2 separate regions of the Homo sapiens genome follow, and region 2 is linked to region 1. Evidence: chromatin loops called from intact Hi-C (ENCODE). Cell type or tissue: PC-9. All regions are shown on one strand. Links, peaks and the distances in the headings refer to the core of each region. The heading gives the core; the rest is flanking DNA.

Region 1 (11,747 bases), core at 1,408-9,407:
AGCTTTAAAATTTCTCTCTTTTGTACTCTTTCCCTTTATTTCTCGGACCAGCCAGCACTTAAGGAAAATAGAAAAGAACCTACGTGAAATATCAGGGGTGAATTTCCCTGAGAGTGGAGTAAATGAGTAGGGGAGAGGCCAGGCGTGGAATGTCACTCAAGCTAAAGTGCTTCCACTTGAAAAGGATGTCTACATTGAGGTAGGGGTTAGATTATCAAAAATTCTGATTCCATTTATTTAAGTGTATGGGCCTATATTTTTCCCTTTCTTCCTTCCCTCCCTCCCTCCCTCTCTCTGTCTCTTTCTCTCTTTCTTTCTGGGTTCTCTATTCTACTTCATTGGTCTATGTGCCCATTTTTATACCAGTACCATGCTGTTTTGATTACTATAGCCTTGTAGTATAGTTTAAAGTCAGGTAATGTGATGCCTCCAGGTTTGTTCTTTTTGCTTAGTCTTGCTTTGGCTATGTAGGCTCTTTTTGGGTTCCATATTAATTTTAGGATTGTTTTCTCTAGTTCCATGAAGAATGATGATGGTATTTTCATGGGAATTGCATTGAATTTGCAGACTGCTTTTGGCAGTATGGTCATTTTCACAATATTGAGTCTACCCATCCATAAGCATGGGATATATTTCCGTTTGTTTGTGTCATCTATGATTTCTTTCAGCAGTGTTTTGTAGTTTTCCTTATAGAGGTCTTTCACCTCCTTAGTTAGGTGAATTTCTAAGCATTTTAATTTTTTTGCAGCTATTGTAAAAAGGGGAGAATTCTTGATTTGATTCTCAGTTTGGTCACCATTGGTGTATAGCAGTGTTATTCACTTGTGTATATTGATTTTGTGTCCTGAAACTTTACTGAATTCATTTATCACATCTAGGAGTTTTTTGGATGAGTAGGGTTTGATACCTTCTACAATTATACCACTGGTGAACAGCAACAGTTTGACTTCCTTTTTACCAATTTTGATGCCCTTTATTCCTTTCTCCTGTCTGATTGCTTTGGCTAGGACTTCTAGTACTATGTTGAATAAAAGTGGTGAAAGTGGGCATCCTTGCCTTCTTCCAGTTTTCAGGGTGGGGGAATGCTTTCAACTTTTCCCTGTTCAGTATAATGTTGGCTGTGGGTTTGTCATAGATGCCTTTTATTACCTTATGTCCCATCTATGCCAATTTTGCTGAGAGTTTTAATCATGAATGGATGCTGAATTTTGTCAAATGCTTTCTCTGTGTCTAATGAGATGAGCATATGATTTTTGTTTTTAACTCTGTTTATGTGGTGTGTCACATTTATTGACTTGCGTATATTAAATCATCCCTGCATCCCTGATATGAAACCCACTTGATCATGGTGGATTATCTTTCTGATATGCTGTTGGATTCAGTTAGCCAGTATTTTGTTGAGGATTTTTGCAACTATGTTCATCAGGGATATTAGTCTGTAGTTTTCTTTTTTTGTTATGTCCTTTCCTGGTTTTGGTATTAGGGTGATACTGGCTTCATAGAATGATTTAGGAAGGATTCCTTCTTTCTCTGTCTTTTGGAATAGTTTCAATAAGATTGTTACCAATTCTTTGAATTCCTGATAGAATTCAGCTGTGAATCCATCTGGTCCTGAACTTTCTTGTTGCTGGCAATTTTTATATTATCATTATTTTTATCTTGCTGCTTGTTATTGGTCTGTTCAAAGTTTCTATTTCTTTTTTTTTTTTGAGGAGGAGTCTCACTCTTTCGCCCAGGCCAGAGTGCAGTGTCACTATCTCGGCTCACTGCAAGCTCTGCCTCCCTGGTTCACGCCATTCTCCTGCCTCAGCCTTCCGAGTAGCTGGGACTACAGGCACCTGCCACTGTTCCTGGCTAATTTTTTGTATTTTTAGTAGAGATGGGGTTTTACCATGTTAGCCAGGATGGTTTCGATCTCCTGACCTCGTGATCTGCCCACCTCGGCCTCCCAAAGTCCTGGGATTACAGACGTGAGCCACTGCGCCCAGCCCAAAGTTTCTATTTCTTCCTGGTTTAATCTAGGAGGGCTGTATGTTTTCAGCAATTTATCTATCTCCTCTCAGTTTTCTAGTTTGTGCACATAAAGGTGTTCATAATGGCCTTGAATGGTCTTTTGTGTTTCTGTCGTATTGGTTGTAATATCTCCCATTTTGTTTCTAACTGAGCTTATTTGGATCTTCTCTCTTCTTTTCATGGTTAATCTCACTAATGGTCTATCCATTTTCTTTCTCTTGTCAATGGACCAGGTTTTCGTTTCATTTATCTTTGGTATTGTTTTTTGTTTGTTTGAATGTCATTTAGTTCTGCTCTCATCTTGGTTGTTTCTTTTCTTTTGCTGGGTTTGGGTTTGGTTTGTTCAGGCTTCTCTAGTTCCTTGAGATGTGACCTTAGATTGTCTATTTGTACTCCTTCAGATTTTTTGATGTAGGCATTTAATCCTATGAACTTTTCTCTTTGCACTGCTTTTGCTGTATCCCAGAAGTTTTGATAGGTTGTGTCACTATTATCGTTCATTTCAAAGAACTTTTAAATTTCTATCTTGATTCCATTGCTGATGTAAAGATCATTCAGGAGCAGATTATTTAATTTCCATATATTTGCATAGTTTTGAGGGTTCCTTTTGGAGTTGATTTCCAATTTTATTCCACTGTGGTCTGACAGAGTACTTGATATAACTTTGATTTTCTTAAATTTATCGAGACTTGATTTTTGGCCTGTGTTCCATGTTCTGATGAGTAGAATATATATTTCACAGCTGTTGAGTAGAATGTGCTGTAAATATTTGTTGTTGTTGAGTAGAATGTGCTGTAAGTATTTGTTAAGTCCATTTATTCTAGGGTATAGTTTCTTTATTTTCTGTCTTGATGCTTTCTAGTTCTGTCAGTGCAGTATTGAAGCCCCCCACTATTATTGTGTTCCTATTTCATTTCTTACATCTAGCAGTGATTGTCTTATAAATTTGGGAACTCCAGTGTTAGATGCATATATATTTAGGATTGTAATATTTTCCTGCTGGACTAGTCCTTTTATTGTTATGGATTGTCCCTCTTTGTCTTTTAAAACTATTCTTGCTTTAAAGTCTGTTTGGTCTGATATAAGAATAGTTACTCCTGCTCAGTTTTGTGTCCATTTGAATGCAATATATTTTTCCACCCCTTTACCTTAAGTTTATGTTAGTCCTTATGTGTTAGGCAAGTCTCTTAAAGACAGCAGATACTTGGTTGGTGAATTCTTATTCATTCTGACACTCTGGATCTTGTAAGTGGAGCATTTAGGCCATTTACTTTTAATGTCAGTATTGAGATATGAGGTACTATTCTATTCATTGTGCTAGTTGTTGCCTGAATTGCTTGGTTTTTTTTTTCATTGTGTTATTGTTTCATAGGTCCTGTGAGATTTATGTTTTAAGAAGGTTCTATTTTGGTGTATTTTGAGGTTTTGTTTCAAGATTTAGAATTCCTTTTAGCAGTTCTTATAGTGCTGACTTTGTAGTGGCAAATTCTCTTGGTAGTGATACATTCAGCATTTGCTTGTCTGAAAAAGACTTTATCTTCCCTTCATATATGAAGCTTAGTTTTGCCAGATACAAAATTCTTGGCTGATAATTATTCTTTTAAGGAGGCTAAAGTAAGGATAATTACTTAGTTTAAGGATATGAAAGATAGGACCCCAATCCCTTCTAGCTTGTAGGATTTCTGCTGAGGAATCTGCTGTTAATCTTATAGGTTTTCCTTTATAGGATACCTGATGCTTTTGCCTCACAGCTCTTAAGATTCATTCCTTCATCTTGACTTTAGATAACCTGATGGTTTAGATTACCTAAACCTGTGTGTTTAGGTAATTATCTTTTTGCAATGAATTTCCTGGGTGTTCTTTGAGTTCCTCAGGAACACAAATTATTCTTAGGTTTGGTCATTTAACATAATCCCAAATTGGCTGGAGGCTTTGTTCATTAAAAAAAACTTTTTTCTTTGTCTGTGTTAGATTGGATTAATTCAATAGCATTGTCTTTGAGCTCTGAGGTTCTTTCTTCTACTTGTTCCATTCTATTGTTAAAACTTTTCAGTGTATTTTGCATTTCTCTAAGCATGTCTTTTATTTCCAGAAGTTCTTATTGTTTTTTATTTATAATATCTATTTCTTTACAGTGTTTTTGTCCATATCTTGTATTATTTTAAAAATTTCTTTAAGTTGGTTTTCACCTTTCTCTGGTGCCTACTTGAGTAGCTTAATAATCAACCTTCTGAATTCTTTTTCTGGCAATTCAGAGATTTCTTCTTGGTTTGAATCCATTACTGGTGAGCTAGTGTGATCTTTTGGTGGTGTGATAGAACTTTGTTTAATTATATTGCCAGAATTGTTTTTCTGGTTCTTTCTCATTTGGGTCAATTATGTCAGAGGAAAGGTCTAGGACTCAAGGGCTGCTGTTCAGATTCTTTTGTCCCACAGGGTGATCCTTTGATGTGGTGCTCTCCCCTTTCCCCTACAGATGGGGCTTCCCAAGAGCTGAACTGCAGTGATTGTTATTGCTTTTCTGGGTCTAGCCACCTAGTGGACCTACCAGGCTCCAGGCTGGTACTGGGGAGTGTCTGCAAAGAGTCCTGTGTTGTGATCTATTTTCAGGTCTCTCAACCACGGATACGAGCACCTACTCCAGTGAAGGTAGCAGGGCAGTGAAGTGGATTCTGTGAGAGTCCTTGGTTGTAGTTTTGTTTAGTGCACAGGTTTTCTCAAATGCTGGTTATGCTAACAGTGAAGTTGTCACATGGACAGACTCAGGACCTCTGGTTAGCCAGGACGTTACAAGTGGTGGAATTAGCTGTTGTTTTCTCCTTCCTTGGAGCAGGGCTATTTTGTTATGAGTTGCTATAATGGCTTGACTTGATTGGCCTCCAGCCAGAAGGTGGCGATTTCAAGAGAGCATCAGCTGCAGCAGTACGGGGGAATACAAGCTTGCCCTAAGGTCACCTGGATAAGTATTTGGGTTTCTCAGGTGATGGGAGGGCCATAGGGCTCCCACAAGATTATGTCTTTTGTCTTCAGCTACCAGGGCTGGCAGAAAAAGACCATCAGGTGGGGGCAGAGTTGAGCATGTCTGAGCTCAGACTATCCTTGGACAGGGCTTGCTGTGGCAACTGTGCGGTATGGGGGTGTGGTTCTCAGGCCAATGGAGTTATGTTCCCAGGGGGATTATGGCTGCCTCTGCTGCTTTGTACAGGTAGCCAGGGAAGTGGGGGAAAGCCAGTGGTGACAGGCCTCTCCCCACTCCCACACAGCCAGCAAGGCCAGTCTCACTCCTGCCATGCTCCCCAAAGAGCCAAATTTATATCCAAGCCTCTGGTATGCAGGGCTGGGATGTTGCCCTGGGATACTAGCCTCTCTGCTGAGAAGGCAAGCAGGGCTTTCAGGCCTCACCCCTCCCTGCCTGCTGTGGCTTCTGTGCTCATATCTGCACTTTCTATTCATCTCCACAGATCCTGACCAGGACAATTCGTACTCAGTCAAAATTATTACAAAGTTCAGCTGGAAGTTTCCTTCTCCCTGTGGCCCTTCCCCAATCCCACTGGCAGCCCTCCCCAAGGAACCCTGTGAGATAAAGTCAGAAATGACTTCCCTGGACTTCCTGGGGGACCAGGAGTGCCTGTAGGGCTCTTCCCACTGCTTCTTCTACTTTTGTATTTTGCTTGGCTCTCTAAATTCATTTCAGCTCTAGGTAAAGTTAAATTCTTCTCCTGTTATTTGGATTTTCAGGTTTCCCCAGTGAAGATGTGTGTTCAGAGGTAGACTTTCCCCCTCTCACACTTTAGGCACTCACAGTTTTTCAGCTATTTCACAGAGTTTGCAGTGGCAAGCCACTTCTTTCAAAGGGCTGGTGAATTCTTTCAGTTTTCCTGGTATGTTCCTGCAGCGGTTCTTGGAACAAAAGTTCATGATGTGAGTCTCCACACATCTGAGTGAGAGTTGCAAGTTAGTCCTGCCTCCTAGCTGCCATCCCCTGCCCCAGGGTAATTATTAATAGCATCTTCTTTTATTTTCCAATGGTTCTCAGTAGATCACATAGTGATCTACCTGTTATAATACTTCAATTGCCTGTGTTCTTTGTATCTCCTGCTGGATGACAAGCCAAACACTTAGTAGGAACTTAATAACTTTGTTGAATGAGTGAAGCATTGAGTAGAACTAGAAGTCTTCTGTGAAATAAACTTAGTACACTTAACCTTTTAGAGCCTTTCATCAATCCACATTAGCCTCCTTATCTCCTTTCAGCCTGTAAGAGCTGAGAAACCAGACACAGTTTCATCCAGTCTGTGACTAAGTCCACATCCTTTAGATACAAGGAAGTGGTGGGGATGCTAAGGTTGGGTGGATTGTGTTGCTATATCACCCTCTTGTGGCTGGTGTGTGAAACTCATCACGAAATCCTTTCTGTGGTATAAGTAGTTCTATAAATCTCAACCCAGATCTCATTTTGGTTTCAGGTTAGATTTGGTCATCATTATTTTTTAAAAAGTTTCCCGGGTAATTCTAATATTTAGGTAAACTTGGGTGTCACTGGCAGGTTTGGGCCATGCTTAAGTGACCAGGTGGCCACCTTTGACAGATCTACTTCTTGGTATATAGAAGCGTATTTAGTTTTCTCAGAGCTCACCAGGGGGCCAGCATATCTCTAGATCAGTGGTTCTCAACTGGGGGAGATTTTGCCAAGCAGGGGACATTTGGTAGTGTTTGGAGACACTTGATTGTCACAATCAAGGACAGGGCATGTGCCATACACCCAGTGGGCCGAGGCCAGGGATGCTGTTAAACACCCTACAGTGCACAGGACAGCCCCATGACAAAAAAATTATCCAGCCCCAAATGTCAATAGTGTGGCAGTTGAGAAACCCTGCTCTAGATTTTGTCCACAAGGGGAATTTGGCAGAGTTCAGGGAAGGGAATTACTCTGGCAGTGACAAAAATTAAACAATCCTTTCAACACAGTTCTCCATGTGGAGGGTGGTTCCTGACCTTTGGTGAAGGGGATGCCAAGCTAACCCTTGTCCACCTCCAGGAAAGGGACAACCTCACATCCTATCTGATCAAATCTGCCTCCTTCAGCATTTCATAACTATGGCATGGAGACATAAGGCCAGGAAACACATCATGCCATATTACTGTGTTATAAATCCTTTAGGAAACACAAGACAAAATTGCAATTTCCTTGATGGACTGGCTGTAATTTATTCATTTCCAAAAAGTAGAAACATAAACTTCAGAAGAAGAATCAATTCACAGTGGCTTCTCAGCCAGCACACACCACCCGCTGTAACAATCACATCCCCGCTGTGTGAATGGAGGAAGCGTCCTGAAGAGCCTGGGACTGTGCCCAGTTGTACTTCAGAACATCAGTCCCTTCAAACCGAGAATGGGTGTGTTCCTCCTGACTTCTCTAGAATTCAGACATGCTTGGTCAAAAGAAAACAGCATTAGAGGGGAAACACGGGGAAAACTTATTGTTTTAAGTCTGAGGAAAAGGCAAGCTCCCGCTCCCCATAGTGCCATTTGGGGGAAACTAGAGAGTTGTGAATGTATCACCAGAAGGGGTTGTTTTACCACGTGTAACCATGGTCTAGGGTGAGAGGCATAATGCCAGTGCTGTTTGGTGGGTGGCCCAAAAGACTCCCTCCCCAGTGAGGTCTTGAGCCCAGGGGTGCAGGATACTTGGAAGTGATAGCCTCTTCTTCACCCTTTGTTTCTGCCCTTCCTTCAGGTAGAATTCAGCTACTGGAAAAATCCAAGTGCTGGGAACTGAGCTTCTAGAGCAATCTGAGTTGTAGTAAAGGAATGGGTGCTCATAAGCCCGGGTTTACAAATCTTCATTAGTAGCTCCACAGTTTTGAGAGTAGACAGTGAATGAGGGTAAGGTTATACAAGGGTGGCGTAGTGGATAATTGTGAGGCTTTTTTGTCTGCCTACCACCTGAATCCCACTTCTATTATTTGTAGAATTCCTTAATTCATAAGAAGTGAAAGTGGAAAATGCCAGATATTCAATTCCCAGCCCCCCTTGGAGATAGGACATGGACATGTGACCTAGGATTGGCCACTCAATCCCAGACTTTGAATTATAAGCTAGAGATGAAAGGATGAAGAAGGGACCCTGGAGAATTCATTTTCATGGCAGACAGTGCAGCAGTAACAGTAATATCAAGTTTCCAAGTCCAGCAGAGACAGTGAGGCAGTGGTAGAGTCTGTGCCTAGTGCTGGGGACAGTGGCTGTGCATGAACAGGATCATCATCCCTGGGCTGGTTTTGTAATTTTGGCTGTGCTCCCAGCCACAGCCTAGTCTCTTCTTTTCCTGCTCACTTTCAAAGCATGGTTTTGCAGAAACTTCTAGCAGTTATTGGAACCAATCAGTATCTTTTCAATAGGTTCCTTTTCTACATAAAAAAGCCAAAGCCAGCTTCTGTTGATTGCAACTAAGAACTCTATTAAAGAAGCTGGTACCAGGAAACGAGATGCACTAAGCAACAGGCTTACAATGTGAATTGACCTCATAGAGGAGGTAAGATACAAGGCAATAAGGACCTGAGTTTTGAGCTGGGAAGTTGGTGCTCCTTATTATGCAATGGTATGATAGTGGCTGTTTCTTACAGTACTTACCAAGTTTATATAAGAAACAATAAGAAAAAGCAGGGCTTAAATTGAGGACAGCCTGTCTAAAAGCAGAGAATAGGAAAAAACAAAGGACTTTACTTAAAAAGTCTCTTTCTGCCTGCAGCTTGCAAAATAAGTTATTGAGCATTCAAAGATTTGAAGCTGTTAGACCAAAATAACTTAATTTTCTACTAGAGGATAAATTTAGTGTGAGGAGAGGTATGCAGGGAGTAGAAAGTGCCTAGGAAAGACCTTGACCTGCAATACCCCTTGAAGCCCTGGATATAAGAGGTTCAGAATCTGGTCACAGAGAGTCTTAGCTGAGGTTCCAGGTTTGTTGTTCAAGGGAATCAACAGAGAACTGGGATTTAAACATCATTTTGAGAAGTGAAAAATCACCATGGGACAAGTTCCTCTGAGTATTCCAAGCTCCTTTGTAACAGCACCATCAAACATTTGCTACGTTTTTCTTTAAAACTGAATGCCATTTGCACAGAACTGTACTTTTAAGGCTCTTACATGGTTTCCAGTCCACTGTTCAAAACTCAGAGATCTCAAAATCATTCTTTCTGTTTATTGACTTTTTAGCTTCTGGGTTTTGCAAATAAAATAATATTCTTAGCTTCCTTTATACAATAATATCAGAGTGTTTTATGTATAATAAGAAATTCACCCTTCAGCCTCTATTCACTCTTTATCCTGAGAGAGAAACTGAGGCACAGAGGCTTGATCAGGTCTGCAGGTTATCATGATCAGCTCCCAGAACAAAGTAAAGATAGCCAAAATGTAAACTTTTCCAGACTTTGTGACTGGTGGTCCAGTGTGTGAGATAGGTACTCAGATGTCCTGGCTTTCAGTCTGATTTTTATTATCCAGTTCCAGCCAAGAGCAAGATGCCCAAAGTCTGAACTCACATTACTGTCCATTTCATCTGCTACAACACAAAGATGGAACGCTGTTATCAAGTAACGCTCTGTTCTGCGCCTGCAGCCACTGCACAGCAAGCTAAATTCTTGGGAAGCCTCACTTCCTTGTTCATTTCACAGATGTATGTGGAAGAAACATCACCAGGGAGTTGATCTGAGAAGGGTACAGACGTGCAGCATGTCTGCCAGAGGAAACTTGGGGCCTGTGGCCAAGTTCAGTGTTCATTTTGGTTTTTCCATTTTCCTTCAGAAAGTCCCTTTGTTGGTCTCTGGTGTCAGCTCTCTGGAAGTGTCACACTAGCATAGACTGTGATGGAATTTGTTTCCTGGGGACAAAGCAGAAGTCTGTGAGTAGAGGGACTGGATACTCACTTCACAGAATGCAAATGAAAACAGCACTGCTGAGGAAAAGGAAAGGGTCTTAGAGATCATGGCTTGTGCAGGGTCTGTCACAGACAGGGCCTTGCTGGGACAGCACTTGGGTTCCCACACTGCTTCTCCACCTGCAACAAGGGCCACAGCTCCCTTCCAAGCATAAGCATGCTATTATGGGGAGCATGATCTGAGGACCAGCACTCAGTGCCCTGTCTCCCTCTTTGCCCTCTCCCCTTCCATCCCCTTGTAAGGAAAACCATTTGTTTTGCTGTTACATATGGGTCACAATCTGGGAAGCCAAGAGAGTTGTAAATTATTGAGTTTTTAAAAAGTCTAGTGGGACTCAAAGGGAGAAGAGAAAAGTGGTATTGGCAGGAGAGAGGAAGGGGAGAAGAGGGTTATGCGCAAAGATCTCTCATGTCAAAGAAACAAAGAAAATAGAATTTAAGGGTTTTGCCATAAAATGTTAACTATAGCATACTGTTTTTGTCCTTAAGTAAACTTCATTAAAAATCTATGTATTTTTTTGAAGCTTTGAAGTCAGGTTTATATTTTTACTTCCTTCTTAGATATGACAGTGAAGTGAGAATGGACCTCAAGTTGAAGATTGGTTTCATCTTGAAATATAGGGCACCTGCCCAGGCATTTCTGGATGAGTGTGTGTGCGGTAGGAGCTTTGAAAAATAAGGTGGATGCAGGCATTTGTGTGACCTTTGTGCCTCTATCATCCTGGGCTCTCTTCTGAAAGAGCCCAAATGGAGCAAAGATTTCAGCCCAGAATTTATTTCTATTCATTCAGTAAAGGAAAGATTCCTGTCCGAAGTAAACTTAGTCCCTGCTGATCTTGCAATAGGGTAGAATATGCAAGTATCATTTTGAGCTGCACCCCATATTCTCTTCTAGGCTTAACACCTATGCAGATCTCCACCCCTAAATATTCTGATTAAATGGGGCTGCACAGAGTCTAGGCATGAGCATTTTTACAATGCTTCCCTGGTGATTCTGTTTTGTAGCTGGAGTTGAGAACTCCTGGACTCCAGCTGCTGTTCTTAAACTTGAGTGTGTATCAGAATTACCTGGGGTGTGGGTTTTTTAAATACGTAGGTCTATGGCTACTCTCCATAGACATTTTCATTTAACAGAATCCTAGGTGGAAGTCCCTAGGAATCTTTATTTTTAACAAGTACGCTGGCTGATTCTGATGTGGTCCTTGGACAACTCTCAGGGAAACACTGGCCAGCAGGGGGTTAGCAGTGGCCCCGTGTGAGCAGGTATTGGGGGCTTCATGGAAACTGGAAAACCAAAGCCACAGAGACTCCTTTTTGCCTGCATGCTGTGGCCTCCCTTCCCCAGTCCAGGACTCATCAATCTGTTTCATTTAATTTGTTTTTGTTTTAATTTTTTTTTTTTTACTTTTATTTTAAGTTCAGGCGTACATGTGCTGGTTTGTTACATAGGTAAACTTGTGTCATGAGGATTTGTTATACACAGTATTTTGTCACCTAGGTATGAAGCCTAGTGCCCAATAGCTATTTTCCCTGATCCTCTCCCTCTTCCCACCTTAAAAAAAAAAAACTTCCTCATTTTCCCCTCCTTCATGTATTCCCTCTCTACGGAGAGTAGGCAGAGAGATGCCTCACCTGGACAGACTCTGGGACAGGCTCTGTGGCAGCAACATATATGGTGGTGCAAGGGTCCTGAGCTGGGAAGGAGTCAAGTTTCTTCTGAAGAGGCTACAAGAGAAGCAAAGAAAGCAGATTAGCTGAACAGAGAGAGCTAGTTCTCACCCAACTCTCCGATAGAGAAGCA
Region 2 (11,747 bases), core at 2,299-10,298, 520 kb before region 1:
TAAACATACTCTTACCATACGATCCAGGAATCATGCTCCTTGGTATCTACCCAAAGGAGATGAAAACTTACGTCCACATGAAAATCTGCCGATGGATGTTTATAGCAGCTGTATTCATCATGGCCAAATCTTGAAAGCAACCGAGATGTCCTTCAGTAGGTAAATAGATAAATAAACCATGGCCATCCTGAAATGGAATATTATTCAGTGCCAAAAAGAAATGAACTACAAAGCCATGAAAAGACATGGAGGAACCTTAAATTTACATTACTAAGTGAAAGAAGCCAATTTGAAATGGCTACATATTGTACAATTCCAACGACATGACATTCTGGAAAAGGAAAATTATGGAAACAGGAAAAAGAGCAGTTGTTGCCAGGGGTTAGGGAAGGGGGATTGACTAGGCAGAGCATAGAGGACTTTTACAGCAATGAGACTATAATGGTGGATACACATCATTATATATTTGTCCAAACCCACAGAGTGTACAACACCAAAAGTGAACCCTAATGTCAGCTATGGACTTTGGGCGATTATGATGTCAATGTAGCTTCATCACTTGTAACAAATGTGCCATTCTGGTGGATGTGTGGGGACAGGGGGCATACGGAAAATCTCTATAACTTTCCTCTCAGTTTTGCTCTGAATCTAAAACTACCCTTTAAGAAGTCTTCTTTTAAAACAATTTACAAAGCATGAGGTGATACAGATGTGGGAGTTTGGCTCCTGTCTCTGCCCAACTCTGTGACATTCGATAAATTACTTAACATGTCTCTGTTTCAGTTTCCTCATCTATAACTGGGAAAAATAACACCTGTCTTATAGAGTTGCCATGGGGATGACATGAGGCATGTGTCTCGTTCATATCCCATGCTCAGTGAATTAGTAGCAGCAGCCACTGTGTGTTTGTGTGTCTTTATCCCTCCTGGGTTAATGAGCTCCTTGTGGGCAGGGACTCACCCATTCTGTAACCACCCCATCTAACACACTGCCTGGCACTTGGGCTCCGCAGAAGTTTGCCGAGTGAATACTTAGTAAGCCCTAACCTAGGCTTTTCTCTCTGGTGGACATTTGGGTTGTTTCTAGGGTTTTTGCTATGAATAAAACACATTTCAAAGCCCTTTGTGGTTTTTTTGGTTTTTGTTTGTTTGTTTTTTCTTCGTTTGATCTGCTGACTCTGTGAAGCAGGCAGAAAGGGGATATTTGCTCTTGTCCACACCCTGGTACAGATGGAATAACTGTGGCTCAGGGAAGTGAAGTGACTCCTATGGGACACAGTGCAAATCAGTGGCAATAATTAGAACCCCTGACCCTGCCTCCCTTCCTTTAGTAGATCTATTTTCCTTCTAGCTACCGCCTTCTGGATCCATGGCCTCTCCAAAACTAGACCATGATGGTCAGCCTGACCTGAGAGCAGCACCTGCACGCAGAGACCCATGTTGAAGGTGGTGAGCTGCCAGCTACCAGATGGCCCTCTGAAACCCCAGGGAACCTAGCACCTTATTCTCAAATACATGAGGGCTTGTATTTTCCCCCAGGAAGGAGCTTCTTAGGAAAGAGCCAGCGTGCCAGCTTTGTTTTTCTTTCTTCTTCTTTTTTTTTTTTTCCTATGAGGGGGTGAGGAGCCAAGCTCTGAGTTGTCCAGGAGGAGGGACTTTGGCTAAAAATAGCTATGGCGTGTGGTTTGGATCAACCCCTAGTGGTACCCAGGACTGGGGAGGGGAGGGGGATGCTCTGGAGCTGTCGCCAGACTGGTTGCCGTGGAAACAAGAGAGGAGCAGGGGAGCCTGGGAAGTAGGGATGACACAGATAGCAAGTCCTAGTCAGAGCTGCCGCTACATTTAGGAGAAACAGCGGTGTCTGCGGCTCCCACCCTTCGGGGGGCCCGTGGGGGGGGCGGTGTCAGGGGCATGGACGCCACCCCCCAGGGGTCTCTGCTGCCGGCTACTCTCCTCTCCACGTGCTGTGAGTTGAGTTGCGGGGGACTTGGGGTTTGGGCCCCTATTTCCAAGGCAAGTGGGGGTTTGGGAGGAGCTGGTTCTTGGGGGAGTTTTCACCAGGTCTCTCCTTCCAAAAAATGAGCCCCCTTACTCCCCAGCTCTCTAGAGGGAGGAAGAGGGGCCCAGGAAAAGTGGTATTGCAATCTTCTGCAAAGGGGTCATAGCATGCACAAGAAATGAGGAGTAGGTTGGAGGAACTGAAATTCTTGGAGGGAAGATGGAGAAATCAAGTCCTTGATCTTGAGATAGAGGTAACAATTTCACACTTTTCCTTCCCCTGAGAAAAGTGCAGTCCCCCACTCAGGAAGACAGGATGTGGGACACATTCAAAATAAGGTTTACCTAGATCCCTGGGGCAATGGAGAGTGAGAGAGTTCTGGGGGTGATCCGACATCGGGGTTCCTTCCCCATCCCTGGGCAGAGAGATCTGTCTAGGCAAGCCGACTGGGGGTCAGATTACCTAAGACCCTGAGAGAACATCTGGAAGCCCACCTGGGACTAAAGCTAGGATAATGGGAGCAGGGTCGTTTTCTGCATGACCTGGGGTCTCTGAGCCAGTCAATGCTTACTCTTCCTGAGGACATCTGAGCTTCAGGGAAGGAAAAGGAAGCCCATTGTTGGGGGCAGGGGAAACCCTAATCTTCCATTGCCATGGGGCTCTTGGACCCTGTGTCCCCTGACTCCATGGACAATAAATGCAGGGGGTGCCCCTAAGCTCAAAGCCATTTCATTTTGATTTCTCTTCCTACCTTCTCTACCCCAAGACACACAAACACACACACACACACCCTCTCCAGAGTGCTGACTGCAGAGGACCTCACCCCAGAACATAAGATGCTGGAGTGCTAGGTTTAGAGTCACATACCCAGGCAGTTTCTCCCCAGGACCTGGTCAACCATCCAGGCCATCTGTGGTTCCTATGGCACACTCCTCCATCCCCCACCCACTAGCCAGCCCACGTTTCCGTGGAGTGGGAGGAGAGGATCATTCCCAGGAAAGAGAAGGGAAGGTGGAAGAGTCCCAAATCCTATTCTAAACCTTTCCCTGTATGGTCCATATCTCCTAGAGGACCCTGGGTGCTTTGGGGAAGGGCTCTGGACCTCTCTCAGAGCAGATTGCAGCTCAGAGAGCTCCTCAGAGGCAAGCATGTGAAGAAAAATCAGGTGGGCTTCGCTTGGAATGTGGGCTTTGGGGCATATGGCAGGTGGGGGCGGGGCTGGTGTTAGGATAGTCCATGGGAAGTAAGAGGCTGGGGGAAAATATAACTAGAGGGAGTGGGGAAATAAATGTGGGTGCTTAGTGCTTCACCTGATCTGATTCCATGTCTCTCATGAAGAATAGGATCCCAGAGGGATACGAGCCTAACTCTTTATAACTCTGGGCTTCCTTTCCCAGGCTTCTGTGTTGGGATCTTCCAGTTCCCCTCCCCATTTGCAGGCTGTCTCCACTAGGAGAAAAAACCCAAGGGAAATGAGGCTGGCCCAAGAGCAGCAGTGATCGTGGGTAGGTCTCAGGGAGGATTTCTAGTGGGAATTTCCTAATGTTCCACCCTTGTGCACTGGAGGGTTTCCACTGACTTTCCACAGCTTTCATTTCTTTCTCGTTTGTAAGCATGTTGAGGGGAGGGAATGGAGCGGAGTGAGTGAGGTCCAAGGAGGGAAGAATGAGAAAGACTGTGTATCAGTCTTGGGGTGAACTTCAAAACAGCCTGCGAGGAGAGCCATTGGTGGCTGCACTGGCTACAGCTGGGGAAGGGATGGTGGAAGTCCTTAGGGCAGGGAGGGCTCCATTACCCGCCTGCCCCCCTCCCCAAAAAGCCCCCAGTCTATTGATTTCAGGAAATCACTAGGGGGATCTGGGCCTGGGTCTTTGGCCCCGGGGCTGCCCCTGAGGTGCTGCACACCCCAGCTGGAGGTGATGGCACCAAAATATCTGGTACCTCCTTCCCCTGAAAATCATCGTGGAACTTGCACAGTTCTATCCAGTTCAGGTACATCATTCCATTTGACCCTCACAACTTTCTGAGCCTGGGGGGCAGTTAGGGCTGAATGTGTTATTCCCAGAAATAGAGGCCAGGCAACACGAAGGGACTCGCCCAGGGCCCCCCAGGGCTCGGTGCTGGCCCTGATGCCCCGTGCCTCCCCATCTCCCGAGGGGCCACTCATTCGGCAAACCTTTATTAAGCCCCTCCAGGACCCCCGACGCCGCCTAGGCGCCCAGCGACGCGCGGCAGGTGGCAGCAGCTCGGGCCCCCGCCGCACTCCAGGCGCCCGCAGCGCTCGCCCTGACGCGGCCGCCATGGCGCAGGAGAACGCGGCCTTCTCGCCCGGGCAGGAGGAGCCGCCGCGGCGCCGCGGCCGCCAGCGCTACGTGGAGAAGGATGGCCGGTGCAACGTGCAGCAGGGCAACGTGCGCGAGACATACCGCTACCTGACGGACCTGTTCACCACGCTGGTGGACCTGCAGTGGCGCCTCAGCCTGTTGTTCTTCGTCCTGGCCTACGCGCTCACCTGGCTCTTCTTCGGCGCCATCTGGTGGCTGATCGCCTACGGCCGCGGCGACCTGGAGCACCTGGAGGACACCGCGTGGACGCCGTGCGTCAACAACCTCAACGGCTTCGTGGCCGCCTTCCTCTTCTCCATCGAGACCGAGACCACCATCGGCTACGGGCACCGCGTCATCACCGACCAGTGCCCCGAGGGCATCGTGCTGCTGCTGCTGCAGGCCATCCTGGGCTCCATGGTGAACGCCTTCATGGTGGGCTGCATGTTCGTCAAGATCTCGCAGCCCAACAAGCGCGCAGCCACGCTCGTCTTCTCCTCGCACGCCGTGGTGTCGCTGCGCGACGGGCGCCTCTGCCTCATGTTCCGCGTGGGCGACTTGCGCTCCTCACACATAGTGGAGGCCTCCATCCGCGCCAAGCTCATCCGCTCGCGCCAGACGCTGGAGGGCGAGTTCATCCCGCTGCACCAGACCGACCTCAGCGTGGGCTTCGACACGGGAGACGACCGCCTCTTCCTCGTCTCGCCGCTGGTTATCAGCCACGAGATCGACGCCGCCAGCCCCTTCTGGGAGGCGTCGCGCCGTGCCCTCGAGAGGGACGACTTCGAGATCGTCGTTATCCTCGAGGGCATGGTGGAAGCCACGGGTGCGAGCAGGCCTGGGGAGGGGAGCGGGGTTGGCAGAGGGTGGGCGGGACCGAGGAAGGCAGGGGCGAGACTAGGGGCCAGGGGAGCTGGGGAGGATGGATGGAGGGGCTGGTGGAGGATGAGACAGTGAGGTGAGACAGGGGTCGGAGGCGGGAGTGGAACCGAGCAACGCCGCAGAAGGCCAAGAGAAAGCTTGGAGGAATTCTCCGAAATGGCACTGGCGTGGGGCCCTGGGCCCAGAGGAATGTGTCACTTGGAATAGGGACAGTAATAATAGCTAGTGCTCGCCCAGTATTCACCCTGTGTCATGCGCAGTTCCAAAGCACTTTCTACCTCTGAGTCGATTTAATCCTAACAAGAACCCTCTGAAGGTAACTTCTTGTTATTGTGCTCACTTTTTAGAGATGAGATTGCTCCAATGAGAAATTAAGGAAGTTGTCCACTTTCCTAAGCCAATAAGTGGCCATGCCTGGATTGGACACAGGCAATGTGGCTTCAATGTTTAGTGGTCCCGAGTTGGAAGGAGGGGTTAGGTTCAGGGGTTTTCTCACTGCAGTCAGGTTCAGGCCCCTGGAATTTGACGGTGAAGGTTTTCCATTGCCTGAGTTATTTCTAGGCCGGATCTTGAGGGGAGTTTAATACCTAGTCTCACTTGTACCTCGGTTTCCCAATTCATCCATTTCCACTGACAAGGGATATAGATGATGTTACCTTTTCTAGCTCTTTTCCAAAAGGAACTGGCAACTCATCTGTGATGTCAATAAGTCCAACCCAGACCTACACAGTGAAGGCTTTGGGAGCAGGTGAAAAAAGACCAGTGTTACAGGAGTCGCAAAGGAGGTCACTTAGGACTTGAGATCTAGAGGATAGATGAGGATGAGGAAACTGCGGGTGGAGGACCAAAGGCCCACTAGGGGGCGCCGCAGTCCCTCCTCTGACGCCAGAGCTGCTGATGCTCCCTGCCGGCTTCGCTGACAAGCTGGTGCCTTCAGATCCTTTCCCTGGCCCCTTTAGGCTGAGACTCCGCTTCACACCCCAACCCCAGCTCCGCATCACTGTTCCCATTCCTGCTTCACCCCGACTCTTTCCTCTTCCCCCACTCACCCCGTTCCCTTTCCTCTCTCTCCAGCTGTCACTCCTTTTCTGCCAGTATCTCAGGCAGGCCCCTCACCCTCCAGGGAAGTTGCTGCCCGGCCCTCTTTTCTCTTTGTACCCCCAGCCCTGCCCTCTCCTCCTCGAAGCCCTTCTCTCCCCAGTGTCCCTTATGCCTCTTTCTCTTCTCTCCCACTGGATACTTTCTATTCCAACTTCACCGAGGAATACCAATGTCTCAGCGCCAGGCTTTCCGAGTTGACAGCCACTCTCCGGTTAGCTAATGTTCACTCTTCTGTTTCCCCTTGTTCCGAGATGGATATGGGTTGGGGGCAAGACCCTGTGGCAGAAAGGAGAATGACCTGCCCTGAGGGGTGCACCAGCCCAACAGGAAGATAGGACACAAGCCCCGGGCAGGGAGGACCAGGACAGAGGAGATGAGGATAGGAATCTGTCTGTTTTTCTAGAGAGATAAAGCTGGAAAGGATGGTAATATTTTGGGTGAGACAGTCAGGATTCAAAACGCTTTTGAAAAGCAAGAATAATGAGCCAAAACCCAGCAAGATGACATTTAAAATGAATAAATATAAAATTCTACATTTAGGCTTTAAAAAAATCACTTATGTAAGCACAGCATGGAAGAGCACTGGTGAAAAAAGAACTGGGAGTTTTAGTTGGCTACAGTCTTGATGTCGTAGCAATGTGATGCAGCCTCCAAAATGATTATGTAATGTTATCCTGGGCCCTATTAGTGAAAGCATCATGGCCAGAAGAGAGAGATGGTGCGCGCTCTCTTATGCACGGAGCAGGCCACAGTTGGAAAATTTACTATACTCAAAATGCTTAAAGGGCCCTCCTTGGCCATTCTGGCTTGTAATCAAAAAAGTAGAGTTCTGGAAAACCAGGTCAAATGAGGAATCGTGGAGGAAGCCAGGGATGTTAAGTCAAGAGAGAAAACATGAGGGAATCTGAGACTCCTGTTTTCAGATACTCAGAGGACTGTGAAGTGGGAGGGGAATGAAGCCAAGAGTTGGAAATCCCAGGGTACAGGTTTTAGCTCTGTATAAAGAACAACCCAACTATTAGAGCTATCATACAAAGGAGTGGGCCCTTTATGAAGTGGTGAGCTATCAATCCTGGGAGGTAATCAAGTATAAGCTAGATGCCCATTGTTAGAAATGCTCCTTTGGGGAGCCCTGTATGGAGTGAGAAGTTGGACTAGAGGATCCCTAAGGTTAGTTTCAAGGTTAAGCTTTTTTTGGTTGGCATCACCAAATGACAGGAGGGGAAAAAAGAGCTGGACATTAAGAGGAGTTGGGGCAAATGGAGAAGACACGAGGGAGCTGGGTAAGAACAGGAGCTAGGGAGGGGGGGAAATGGACTGGACCAAAGGGAGGTGGGAGCCCTTAGGAAGGAATAGAAGGGAGGGTGCTGGGAGTAGGGTTGTGGAATGAGAAGAGGAGAGGGAAGCCTGGAGCTGAGATTCCCCCTGACCGGTGCCCCTCCTCCCAGGAATGACATGCCAAGCTCGGAGCTCCTACCTGGTAGACGAGGTGCTGTGGGGCCACCGCTTCACGTCAGTGCTGACTCTGGAGGACGGCTTCTACGAAGTGGACTATGCCAGCTTTCACGAGACTTTTGAGGTGCCCACACCTTCGTGCAGTGCTCGAGAGCTGGCAGAGGCTGCCGCCCGCCTTGATGCCCATCTCTACTGGTCCATCCCCAGCCGGCTGGATGAGAAGGTGGAGGAGGAGGGGGCGGGGGAGGGGGCGGGTGGGGAAGCTGGGGCTGACAAGGAGCAGAATGGCTGCCTGCCACCCCCAGAGAGTGAGTCCAAGGTGTGACCAGCTTCCTCCAGACCCCTGTGGCAGACCGGGGGCCAGACACAGATACATGGGGAACTGCATATCGGAGGTGGTGGAGGAGGAGGAGGAGGAGGAAGGCAAAGCCCCTGGAAATGTGCTAAAGTTGGAAAGTCCCCGTCCCCCAGAACCTCAAGTCTAGAAACCAGTATGGAAGGGAGGGGTCCTGATTTCAGGGAAATGGAGGGTGGGGCCGGGTGAAAATGCCAGTCTGTGTTTGACCTTCACATTTGTTCATGAGTGGATGGATGGACAGAATGATGGACTTTTGGGGGTTGGATGGGAAGATGGTAGCAGATAAAGACAGCTGACAGATACATAGATGGACCAGTAGACAACTGGTCCACTCAGGGCTGCCACTAACCTGTAGAACACCCCTGTGCAAATTTTAAAAAGGAACCCTTTTCCTCCAGACAGATACAGCCCCAAACCAGGGTGCATGGCTTGGGGAGCAGAGTATAGGATGGATTGCAGTCCCCAGTCACCTCTTCTGCCAGCCTCCCCACATATGGCACAACTGTCTAATGACACGGTAGGCCAAGCTGAAGTGAAGGAGAAAGGAGCCGGACCAAGATGGGCACATGAGGAGGGTGCCCTCCTAGCTCCACCCTCACCAGGATGAAGGCGTGCAAGGGGCTCAGCAAGGTGTGAATGACCTTAGTCCGCAAGTTCAGGGAAGCAGGCAGAGCGGGGAGGTGCCTGAGCTGGGGCCTGGAGAGGGGCCTGGGAAAGGAAAACCAGGGATAGCTATTTTCTTACAGTGGAGTGAGATCTTACAGGTATCAGGCACAGGCAGGAAGAGAGAGAGAGAGGTTCTGGGGAGGAAGGGCCAGGAGAGAGATCTAGAAAGTGGGTTCACTAGAGCTGGGAAACAGGGAGCCCCTAGGAAAGCAGTGTGTCCTTGGGGCACAGTCATTCACATCACTGATTGGGTGCCATGTGGAGTGGACATTCAAAAACCTGGTTCCTGTCCTCAAAATAAGGGGCACCTGGGAAAACAGAGGAATCTACCTGTGGTGACTGAACGAGGGATAATTCAAACTGACAACCTGTGCAGTCCCGTGGAGGGTAGGGGAGTGTGGGTGATCAGAAGGCTGGGGCCAGTGTAAGGCATAGGGAATATGTAAGTCAGGAGTTAGAAATCTCCAGTGTGCGTTGGAATCACCTGGAGGGCTTGGTAAAACACAGATTTTTGGGCTCCACTCCAAGGGTTTCTGACCCAAGAGGTGGGGACCAAAACCATGCATTCCTAAGAAGTCCCCAGGTCATGCTGCTGTTGCTGGACTGAGGACCACACTTTGAGAACCTGTGCTCTAAGTGAATACTTGGAAGTCGTTTCAGGACATGGGGCATAGAAACTGAGGAGTAGCTGAGAGGAAGATGAAGAGAAGCTGAGAAGAAGCTGAGGATCCTCACAGGAGCAGACAGAGAAATGTGAAGGGTGGGGTTTTATGTGTGGGAAAGGGACCCGAAGCCCAGGCTGAAGAGTTTAACTTTGGGCCCAGAAACTCAACCATCAATGGAAACAGGGCAGTGACAAGTGGAGGGGGTGTCTGGAAGCTGAGCAGGCCCGACAGAGAGATGAAGCCATCAGAAGGACTTGAGGGGGCTCCTGGGGAGGTCGGGGGGAGGTGGAGCAGGAAGAGTTTTAGGGGCAAAGGACAGAACCCCTTGTAGGACTGGAGGCAAGATTGAATGTGGGAGAAAATCGGAGAGAAGCGATAGGAGTTAGAACATCTGGATGTGTCTGCAGCCTGCTGTCAGCCCAATTGGGCCAGGGGGTCCCAAAGACGCATATTCTCACCCCACCTCCACCTGCTTCCTGATCACATCCCAGTCACCAGCGGCAGCTTCCTGGATAGTGAGGGAGAACAACTGCAAGTTGAGAGAGGCAGAGGGGTGGAAGGGACCTGAAGCTGGCCTGGAGAAAAGCATAGGCCCAGGAGAGCCTGCCCTGGGACAGCGCCTGTCTCCCACACAGCAGCACTGGCCCAGCAAGGACCTCCTCCCTTGGCCCTGGCCACATCCCACTCCTGCCCTTTCATAAGCCCCCTGGGGAAAGCACTCCAGTCTTCTCTGTTCCAGGCTGGGCAGATAGGGTCCTATGGGGCACAGCCAGGGTCCTATGGGCATAGCCAGGGCCCTATGGGTCCTCTGGAAGCAAGAAAGGGGGCCATGGAAGCAGCCCAGACAGCTGGGGTTCACTCAGAGAGGACCCAAGTCCCAGTCCCTTCCTTTCAGTCAAAACACGGATATCTTTGCCTCAGGTCACAGGGCCACTGGGGCCCTGTCATCAAAGATGAGATTCCTGAAGCCTGGCATTGACTGGTCCCCTAAGAACAGATGTTGGGATGGAGAATGGGGATTCATTTGGGTTTCAGTAAAACAGGGGGGTCTGGACAAGAGCGGGTGGGCTACTTGGTATCCACACACACGCACTCACACAGGAGCCAACCCATTGCAGCTGAACAAGCAGAGAAACTCAGTCTGGAAAGGCCCCTCCTGCCTGCTGAAGTCACTGAGACCCTGCCACACCTCTCCTCGCCACTGTCACCACTCAGGGCACCACTGTACAGTGCAACAAGTCAGGAGACCTAGGTCCTACTCCTGACACTTGCTAATTAGCTCTATGACTCTGGGCAAATCGCATATCTGGGCCTCAGTTTCCTCATCTGTAAAAATGACAGCAAACTCGTAATGCTCAATAAATGTTTAAATAACAACTGAAGGAGGCCTGCCAGATGCCTCTTAAGGTGCCGTGCAGGTAAGAATTTTAGGATCAGAGAATCCTTAGGCAAGAAAATTCATGAAACTCCTGGGGCACTGGAGGAGGGGTGAAGCTGAAGGGTGGGAGGGAGGAGACCCCAGGGTAGGTACAGGCAGGTGAAGCGGGTATATGCAGGTGTAGTGGGTATATGCGGGTAGAGGGTATATGCAGGTACAGCGAGTACATGTGGGTGCAATGGCTCTGTGGACACACAGGCCCTCCCCTGACTGCCTGTTGTCCCAGCCTGAGTATCAGTTGTGTTCTGAGGCTTCTATTCTGCTGCTATGGGTCAGAAGGAACAACAATTTCAGCCCCAGGGCCTAGTGGGAGGAGTCAGGTCCAAGACTAGCCTGACCAGGAGAATGAGACGTGGGAAGAGTTGGGGAAAGTCTGGGAAGCTCAGAAAAGGCACTGCCCCTGGAGGCCCATGCCCTTTAACATGGGAGAAGCTGGTGCGGGGGTGACCACAGGCAGCTGGAACCTACCCTCCTTTTCTATGCTTCCCTCCCCAAGTAGGAGTCCAATCAGGAGTTGTCTCAGCCCCGACAGTTCAGGCTGCAGATGGAACCCAGGTGTCCCCTCCTGGGGTGGGTGGCATGGCCCATGGAGGCCAGATGGTGTTTGTGGTGGGAAGAGAGGCCTGGGTCATCCAGAATAGGTTGTCAATCCCCAACCACCTCCCTACTATGCACCCTGAGCGTTTTACAGTCTCATGGTAGGGAAGACACAGCCAAGCCTGCTTTTTATAAAACAAGTTTATTCACATTTTAGAAAAACTAATTCCAGGACAGGAAATGGCCTCCCTATAGGATCCCTAAGAGATCAAGAACAGAAGGCCAGAGGGAGGGGCTTGGGAGGGAAGGAGTGGGGAAGGGGA

What was found. Hi-C counts contacts between places; a loop is a spot of excess contacts. Peaks named below come from ENCODE experiments on the same cell type or tissue, not always from the same donor. Only the 100,000 strongest peaks of a DNase experiment are listed, where the experiment ranks them.
Region 2: it touches region 1 in a loop (5-fold over the local background); 4 of 110 quality-filtered maps call a loop at or near these places.

Annotation. Positions count from the first base shown.
Region 1 is chr1:160,600,910-160,612,656 of GRCh38, forward strand. SLAMF1 (signaling lymphocytic activation molecule family member 1) reads right to left here. Exons shown (of 7, transcript NM_003037.5): 6 at 11,579-11,671; 7 at 7,197-9,889. The coding sequence ends at 9,839. Among named protein-coding and RNA genes, the nearest start is that of CD84, 27 kb to the left of the region's middle. In PC-9, for the core only: CTCF peaks have their summits at 6,388 (motif pointing left) and 6,588; a DNase peak (open chromatin) is centred at 6,362; H3K27me3 peaks cover 1,409 bases.
Region 2 is chr1:160,079,733-160,091,479 of GRCh38, forward strand. It overlaps KCNJ9 (potassium inwardly rectifying channel subfamily J member 9), which reads left to right and starts at 1,806. Exons shown (of 3, transcript NM_004983.3): 1 at 1,806-1,965; 2 at 4,185-5,148; 3 at 7,754-10,831. The coding sequence starts at 4,299. The coding sequence ends at 8,085. IGSF8 (immunoglobulin superfamily member 8) reads right to left here. Exons shown (of 7, transcript NM_052868.6): 7 at 11,611-11,747. RefSeq lists an enhancer at 4,866-5,396. In PC-9, for the core only: CTCF peaks have their summits at 4,602, 4,804 and 6,062 (motif pointing right); no DNase peak of the experiment used is centred there; H3K27me3 peaks cover 1,454 bases.